2 separate regions of the Homo sapiens genome follow, and region 2 is linked to region 1. The links are chromatin contacts, found by Hi-C or POLR2A ChIA-PET in ENCODE. All regions are on one chromosome and are shown on one strand. The core of a region is the stretch at or near the end of the contact, and the rest is flanking DNA. Distances in the headings are between cores, read along the strand shown.

Evidence for each region. Hi-C counts contacts between places; a loop is a spot of excess contacts on that map. ChIA-PET counts read pairs that join two places held with the same protein, here RNA polymerase II (POLR2A). Pooled maps may share reads with other maps.
Region 2: a loop to region 1 is called in a map of naive thymus-derived CD4-positive, alpha-beta T cell, with 2.0 times the contacts of the local background. The contact joins two enhancer-like sites. A Hi-C loop is called at or near these places in 2 of 168 maps with a recorded cell type or tissue (endothelial cell of umbilical vein and naive thymus-derived CD4-positive, alpha-beta T cell), 12 of 37 single-sample maps with no recorded cell type and 12 of 50 pooled maps. POLR2A ChIA-PET finds 5 or more read pairs at or near these places in 3 of 52 experiments (OCI-LY7, WTC11 and activated T-cell).

What each region holds. Positions count from the first base shown.
Region 1 is chr14:71,553,191-71,557,553 of GRCh38, forward strand. The region is part of intron 4 of SIPA1L1 (signal induced proliferation associated 1 like 1); the gene reads left to right. Among named protein-coding and RNA genes, the nearest start is that of SNORD56B, 160 kb to the left of the region's middle. RefSeq lists enhancers at 1,983-2,042, 2,203-2,262, 2,373-2,432 and a silencer at 2,853-2,952. Within about 2 kb of position 2,606, at least 9 of the 41 ENCODE cell types and tissues checked have a DNase peak (open chromatin) inside an H3K27ac peak, as active enhancers do.
Region 2 is chr14:71,657,853-71,662,438 of GRCh38, forward strand. It overlaps SIPA1L1 (signal induced proliferation associated 1 like 1), which reads left to right. Exons shown (of 24, transcript NM_001386936.1): 9 at 481-584; 10 at 3,458-3,615. Among named protein-coding and RNA genes, the nearest start is that of SNORD56B, 260 kb to the left of the region's middle. Within about 2 kb of position 1,444, at least 3 of the 41 ENCODE cell types and tissues checked have a DNase peak (open chromatin) inside an H3K27ac peak, as active enhancers do.

The sequences.
Region 1 (4,363 bases), core at 1,356-3,855:
GTGAATGTAGCAGATTTTTAAAAGCTATTATAAGGAAAGATTGTTCATCTTCCACCATTACTAAGTTATAAGAATCTATTTTCAACTTGTATGTTTCTATAATTCCACAGTACACTTTGTGTTAGGAACCCTAAAATATTCTGGGGGAATTTGTTCTTTCAGTGTTTCTATATTTTTCGCCTGCTCCCATCACCATGGAGCTAAACACTTTGAGACATGTTAAGTTAAAAACAGTAATGACAGAAGAGGAAAAAACATTTTGCTTCTGCATTCTTTTTTCCTCTCTTCTCTTCCTCCTTACCTCAGTCAGCCAAATAGGGTATTAGTTTGAATGTTTTAATTGGATGTCAAGATAGGAAAGGCATGTTTTTCAGAGCTTATTTTTTCTTAGGAAATGCTAACAGTATAATTTGAACAGACCTGTGAATTGATATTCTGAGATAAGGTAAAATATACCAGGAATGTGTAGGGAAGGAGACTTTTTCCTTGGCCTGAACCCATTTTATAGATTTCTGTGCTTCAGAGATCCCATTGTATTGTTTAGGTAGGGCTACTCTACATCATATACAATTCTTTTTTTTTCATATAGAAAACAAATATCAGAATGTATGTAACCTAGTTTTTAGTGTAGAACTGATTGATTCATTGAATAAATGCAATTCTTGTCAGCTTTCTTAAATTGAGACCTTAGCATAGTGTTTTGTATAAAGTAACTAGAGACAGACTATTTTTCAGATTGTGGTTTGTGTTTGAAATTCATGTCCTCATCCAGGTACAGACTTTGAACTTTGGCCTATCTGAATGGAATATTCCGTTCAGTCCTTTCAAATGTAGCAAGAATGAATATAAAATTAGAGAAAAAAGTTTTCTTTCTTAATATTTACGACCTGTAGCATCTTCTGTTAGTTTGTAGGAACATGGTACTGATACGTTATTTCTGTTCAGCAAAGGTAGTTTAGAGATTTTTTTCTGTTTAAGATACAGTATTTTTTTTTCTGAACAAATTAATGTCTTGATATTGAACCTTGGTTTCACTGTGCTCAAACCTTCAAATGTTAATTTAAGGAAGTTTAGATTCCTCATTTCTTTTTAAACAGTATTACTGCTTTCTTTGCACACATGAAGCCATGATATTGAATTTAAAAGCAGATGACCTTAAAATCGTGCAACTTAAACACCACAGACTTAAAAATAAAAAATATAAAGATTTTTAAAGAAGAAAGTTAAAAAAATGTATCTGCTTTTCTGATGTAGGCTGGTGAGAAAAGATGTTCTTTTTCTGTTGCTTTCAGTCTTTAGCTCCCTGTCAGTTCTGCCCCACTGTGAAACCGAAGATGTTCTCAGCATTCTTGAGTAACACTTCCCACAGGTGACCTTCTGTATAAAGAGAGCTTGTTGTTGTTGTTGTTAACTTCTATATTGATAAGAAAAAGATAACAGTTCACAAATTACAACATCCTGTGATTTGATTCTTCATAAAATTTTTTGGTGAGGTTTTGGGAATTTCATTCTTGTTCCCCTGATCTGCTACACTTGGGCTACCACACTTTTTATAATATTTATTGCTATAAACATAGTTTGGGAGCATTTAGGTTGTTTATAGCTCCTTGCTATCCTAAATAATGCTGTGATGAACCCTTTTTTTGCACAGAATTTTGTCTTTTGAATTGTTTCCTTAAAAAATACTCAGGAATAAAATAACTGGGAAAAAAAGTATGTAAGCATTTTAAAGGCTCTCGATACATATTCCTAATTTAAAAAAAAAACAACAATTTCACTCTTCCAGTAGCTAATGAGCACATTTTATAAAAATTAATACCTCTTATTTTTCTTAAAGCATACTTAAGGGCCCTACGATTTTCAGATTGTAAATAAGCATTGGCTTCAACTTTAAGTCTCCAGCTGCATTAGCCCCTAATAAGAGAGTCAGACTGTTCTTTGAACCTTTGAAGCCAGGCATTGACTTCTCCTCTGTAGCTATGAAAGTCCTGGATGACATTTTCTTCTAAGAGAAGGCTGTTTCATCTATACTGAAAATCTGTTGTTTATTGTAGTCACCTTATCAATCATTTTAGCTAGATCTTCTGGATAACTTGCTGGTGAGCTTGCACTTTCATGTTATGGAGACAGCTTCCTTCCCGAAACCTGATGAACCAATGTCTGCTGGCTTCTAACTCTTCTTCTGAGTTTCTTCACCTCTCTCAGCCTTCATAGAATTGAAGAGAGTTAGGGCCTTGCTCTGGATTAGGCTTTGGTTTAAGAGAATGTTGTGGCTGATTTGATCTTCTTTCTCTCCAGAACACTAAAACTTTCCATCTCAGCAGTAAGGCTGTTTTGCTTTCTTATCATTTATGTGTTCACTGCAGTAGTACTTTTAATTTTCTTCAAAAACTTTTCCTTTGCATTCACAACTTGGCTAACTGGTACAATCCTAGCTTTCAGCCTCTCAACTTTCAAATGTCTTCCTCACTAAGCTTAATCATTTCTAGCTTTTGATTTAAAATGAGACACCTGTGACTCTTCCTTTCACTTTCAAGTTTCGCTTGAACTTAGAGGCCATTCTAATTTCAGTGTTGTGGTCTCAGAGACTAGAGAGCCCAAAGAGAGGGAGGCAGATGGGGAATGGCTGGTGGGTGGAGCAGTCAGAACTCAAACGACATTTGTTGATTGTTTGACATTTGTTGATTGATTGCCGTCTTCTGTGAGTGCAGTTTGTGGCATTCCCCAAAAGATTAGTAGTAACATCAAAGATCACAGATTAGAAATCACCAAAACAGATGTAATAATATGACAAAGTTTGACATATTGTGGGAATTACCAAAATGTGACACAGAGACAGGAAGTGAGCACATGCTGTTGGAAAAATAGCACTGACAGACTTGCTCAATGCAGGGTTGCCTCACACCTTCAATTTGTAAAAAAAACACCTGCAAAGTGCAATAAAGTGAAGTGCCATAAAATGAGGTGTGCCTGTATTGTATTTATTGAACAGAAACATTTTTCAAATGTTTAACCAATTTTTTCTTTTGTGAATTGCCTACTGTTTCAGAAAAACTCTCAAACCGTGTCTTTCCTCTGCTTTCATACCACCATGACAATCATCAACACAGAAAACACTTCTGTGACAAAAGCTGTGGGTTTTTTTCTCCACATGCCAAACAGCGTACACTGGCTGGATGTTCTCAATTCAGTTCCAACACTATCCACCCTAAGATAGTGTCAGATTCCACAGGTTGGGGGCTCAGTCCCCAAGACTGCCCCTTACATCTTTGGACATCATTGGTAAATCCAGGCCTCCAGACTTCTGACTGACCAACTTTAAGTTGGTGTTCCCACAACCCCATGTTTGGGTTTAATTAATTTGCTGGAGCAGCTTACAGAACTCAGGGAAACATGTTTACTGATTTATTTAAAAGGATATTACAAAGGATTCAGATGAAGCGTTGTGTAGGGCAAGGTATCAGGGAAGGAGCACGGAGCTTCCGTGCCCTCCTTTGGCGTGCCACCTTCCAAGAACTTCTACATGTTCACCTCTCCAGAAGCTCTTCAAACCTGGTCCTTTGGGTTTTTATACAAGGAGGTTTTATTACATGGCCTGGTTGACAACCGTGTAGAAATGTGATTGGACAAAAAGCACATTATCTAAATCCAGCAAGGCCTGTCTATTCAGACTTTTCTTGGCCTTTCTGTGTAGCTTTCCTTCCCGTAGGATATGGAGCAGGACTCTCTGGAATGAGTGTCTTTTGATCCACAATCAGATTAGAGCCCTGCCTTGGGCAGGTGAAAGGACAGGAGGTCAGAGAGAGAGAGATTCTGTTTCCTGAGGCCTAAAGTACCCCAGCATTATAACAAGGACTGTGGGAGTTAGGAGCTAGGAACTGTGGACAAAAACCAATATAGCTATCATAACACCATACCCATTAATACTTCTTTTCCCATTTTTCTTTTGGAATCTTAGTATTTTATCTTCCTTCACAAATCTTTGCATATATTCAGTGTATTCAGTCTGCGTTGTATTTATGGTATTTTTTAAACTAGTATTTGGTTTGCCTTTTAATGTACAGATGTTTAAAAGTTTCATGTACCCAAATCTGTCAATGTTTTCTTTTGTGATTTCTTTCATTAGTTTTGCTCATGGAAAATGTTTCCCCATTAGATATCACATTTTTTCCCTGATATTTTATTAATTTCAAACTAAGTCCTTACCACCCATTAATTTCATAAGAAAAGAAATCCACTATTTGAGAATTAGGAGCACTTTGCTGCTGATCATGGTTACTACAGGTTGTATTTTTGTAGTTCTCTGCACAAAGGGGCCACTTGCACTAATTGTTAACTTTTGGCTTTGATGTGGTACTTGAGA
Region 2 (4,586 bases), core at 194-2,693, 100 kb after region 1:
CATAGGCAGTAAACCACAGTAATTCATTTACCTGTGATTTCATTGCCAATAGAAAGCACAGATATTTTCGTATTATATTATTTGTTGTTGCAGACATCTCAAGAGTGTTTGTGCTCATCATGTCTTCAGCATTACAGTAGATATTAGACCAACTGCTAAATCTTGTTATATAAATCTTGTGCATTCATATTTAAAATTATTTGATACTGTGCGCTTCGATATAATTTCTTTTGAAATCTTATGTTTTTTATTTTATACTTTTACAAATATTATTCTGAGAAGGGATCTGATCCGTAGGCTTCACTAGACTGCCAAAGAGGATCAAATACAAAAAAAAAAAGGAAGAACACCTGTCTTGTCTAGAATCTTTTCATCCTAAATCATTTTCTTTTCTTCTCTTTTCTTTTTTGAGATATTTCTCTTAAATAAATTATTTTTCCTGTTATAGTCATCTCATCATTATATTTTTTTTAACTGTAGCTGACTCCACTGGAACCCATTCTCTGTACACAACATACAAAGATTATGAAATTATGTTCCATGTTTCTACCATGCTGCCATACACACCCAACAACAAACAACAGGTAAGAGATCCTCCTGTTATCTGTGTTTTCACCCTTGTTTCATTTCCTCTAGAAGCCTAAGTGGCAAGTTTGTAAAATCTTAAACCAGAATTTAGTGTTGCACCTGTCACAGCAGCGGGAAGCTTTGTGCTTTGTGGAAGTAAGGAATAGCAAATGAACTGAAAACAAATGAAGAGACACAAATTTTAGGTTAACAGCCAGCTGGATGCCTTTGTGAATTAATCATTTGCTTTTCACCCACGGGGATTGAGGTTTTCATGAAATCTGAGGAACAAGTTGAAATCATTGGTGATTACATGACTCTGCAGGGTTGCAAAGAACATCCATGAGTGGGTGAAGTTTCATCTCAAGAGGTCAGTGCACAGAATAGGAAAGTTCTGAGGTTGCATTATAGATTTCAAAGGAGATATAAAATACTAACTTGGAAAAAAGTCAAATGTCAACAGAATGATATTCTTCCTTACCATGTTCATTGGGAGATAGCAAAGAACATAAATAACAATTGCATATGTGCACATCATACACAGAGCTTCTCTTAAAATGATCTAAAAGCTCAATGCCCAATTACTAAAGTGTAAGTGAGGTAGTAAAATGTGGAAACTAAGAGGTGACAGATTGTTACAGAGCAAACTGGAAACTGGCACTATTGTTTTAGGGAATATGTGGTAGTTGATTTTTTAAAATATTTTAAAATAAATAGTAGCAAATTGAAATTTAAAAGAACCAGAGAGCTAACACACACTTCTTTTAAAAGCTATTACAAACTTGAGCAGTCCAATTTTACTTCTGACCTTCAAATGGATATGGATTTTTGTTTTTGTCAATTGTTGTGCTAACAGAGCACAGGCCAGCTGCAGAATGAATCACATCCTCTTTCACAGAAGTTAACCAAACACTGATCTAATCTAACACTTTATCAGTTTACATTTGATTAAATCACAAATCTAGGTAACAAAGTTTTGCCTTTCATGATTGCCAGTGTAATAAAAAATAGAGAGCAAAGCAATGAATCAGCTATAAATCTGAAGTAAACCTGTTTTAAGATAAACTCCCTGATCTGTACTTTGTTGATAATTTGTTTTATGCAAATTCCAGATTTTAGCTCTCTTTGAAAGAAAAACACCATGCTAAGAAAGGCATAATAAACTTATTCTGACCAGTCAGTAGATAAAAAATTTAAGAACATTAACAAAATGATCCTTAAAGAGAGCATAAAGGCTTATTCTGCCTGATCACTTAGAAGAGAAAGATGAGATTTGTAAGGGTAAAAAATTTACTAACAAGATTGGATTGATTATTTGTAACTAAATGAGTTGAAGTGGTAGGCAGAGAAAGTGGGCATTTAAATGGCAGCTCTCTCAATTATTTAATTTTGGAGTCCAATCAAGGCAAAAATGTTACAGTCTTAAATCAGAATGAGAAAGAAATTGGTACTGCAACATATGAAAAAATTTTCACTCTCTAGCCAAAAAATTTATTTTCCTCTATGTAGATTACTTTATGCTTGGAAAAAAAAACCAGGAAAAATGTATCTTTAAAAATTCTTTTGCAAATATTTTTAATAAAATATTTTTCATTATATGTAGTATAAGATGGAAAAATGGATTTGTTTCTATTTGGGTCCTTTATTAAGACATTTATTTTTATATGTCAAGCCATATTTTGAAGAATGAATAATATTACAGAAAATGACATCATTTATGCAGGAATGGCATAACATGTAGATAAATAGTATTTGTTTTTGGTATGTCCAAGATCTTGAGTAGATTAATAATCTTTAATTATTGGTATGTTCTGTAGAGCAATCAATACACACCAGCCTTTATTTTCATAACGTCTGTTTGTATATCATATTTAGAAATGAACTCAGAAATAAATTGCTTCATTAGAAGACAATTTGGGATGCTTTCAAATTCCTGAGGTTAAAAGTGCATTTCCTGAACATTCTAACTCCCAATTTGCAACCCTAATCTAAAAGGCTATTATTTCTCCCACCTGGCAGCCAATACTAGATCACTGATTTTACTGGTTTGCAATTTGTATGCCTTAATGTCACCAGAGAATATTTTTTTAAATACAAGTTTTGTAAGTACAAGCTTATGTCTAATGGATAGTTTATATAAATGTCACACTTAGTTGTTTTTCTTTTTTAAGAGCCTCCGTACAGTAAGTTTGAGAAACACAAATTTTGTTTGGTTTTCCTTTACACTATTGAATTAACTGCTGAAAGGCACTGACCTAGGATGATTTGGGGTGCCTGAGTTTGAAAGCCACCCATCCAAAACCCAGTGAATGTGAAACAGAGGGTGTCCCTAAGCAGCTTTCATTGCAGTTAAAGAAGCTGTTTAAACCTGAAATTTACCTGCTTTTAATTGTTGCAACATTCTGGAATATTATTCTTTTCTACATGCCCAGCTTGTGACACAAAACATATATCAGAAAACACCTTAGCCACATTTTCTTTCAATGAGGCCAGTTAAACCAGAACATAAATTACATTGTAATTATTTCAGCCATTCTCATCTCTAAAAATCTTCCCTGTGGCACGTGTTTTTCTTATGTGAAAATGGAACAACACTGTTGTTATAGAAACTGAGGGTTTGGTGATGTTGGGACCTGGCATAATATGCCAGATATTGGGTAGATCTATTTGAATGGCTGTATCTTTTATGCAAATTTCAGAATGTTCGTTTCTATGTTCTTCCTTAGAGGGAATAAGGCAGGTGAAAACATTGACAGTACCTGTGTAGATTACCTACCTTCATGTGTACTGATTAGGAATGGATGTTTTAAATACAGCTATATAAGGGAATTGGGGTGGCGGGGGAAGCAAATGATTGTTATTTATGTTGGTTGCTTATTTTTTCTTGTAGCTCCTGAGGAAGCGGCACATTGGAAATGATATCGTAACAATTGTTTTCCAAGAGCCTGGAGCACAGCCATTCAGCCCAAAAAACATCCGATCCCACTTCCAGCACGTTTTCGTCATCGTCAGGGTGCACAATCCGTGCTCTGACAGTGTCTGTTATAGGTGTGTATGGGTGTCACAGCAGGGGCTCTGTGGATGTTGGCTGGTTATCGCATAGAGGCCCCATTCAGCTCTGCATTCTAAAGTGGCAATGGGAAGTCTATTACTATTTCTTTTTGTCTTTAAACCATGCATGCGGATGGCTGAATTCACATGATGATGTAATCTGGTGGCATTGACATTACCCAAGCATGTTGGTTAGACACCTGCCGTTTCCATTTGCACCTCCTTCTTAGGTGATGTCCTTCATCCATACCATCTGGTCACCAACCAACTAATTACTCATATTGCTAATTATATTTTTCTTTTGGCATGGCAAGAGCAGAGAAGAACGATTATAATAAATAGGGAAGAGAAGTTAATTTTTTGAAAAGCATTGTTATTAAAGAAGCCTAAATCCTTGCCTCTGACTTACTTGATTCACGTTAGCACTCTGACTACAAGCTTAGAAACGCTTCTATACTTTATTTAGCATTATTGAAATTGTTTCAGTGTTACTTGTTGACGTAGTCACATGAGTATCAGAATTCAGGCCTCTATCTGCAGAGACCTTTCTTGTAAGAATACTAGAGTTAGGAGTTGAAGGAGATAGGGACCTGTCACGCTAGCTCGATAGGGGTGTAGTGCCAGAATGTGTAAGGGTAATGTTCTGGCATTTGTAAGATGTTTTTAATGTGCATCAGTTCCTTTCAAAATATGGACATTTGGCGTATCTTTCCATCCCTAAAAAATGTTACCTGCATAGAAAGTGACCTGTGCACATTGACAGTTTGTGAGATCCACAATTGTATATTTCTAGGAGTAAGGCAGATTAATTCTAGGAGTAGAGTAAGCGTAGCTTAGGGAAAAAAAACAAGTAGAGGTTATGTTGGTCTCCTGCTGGCTGTCACCATCCTTGCACATATCCTAATAACTGCATTGGTTGAGCTCTTGTTATAAGCCCCAAACTATTCTAGACATCTTACATGTATATC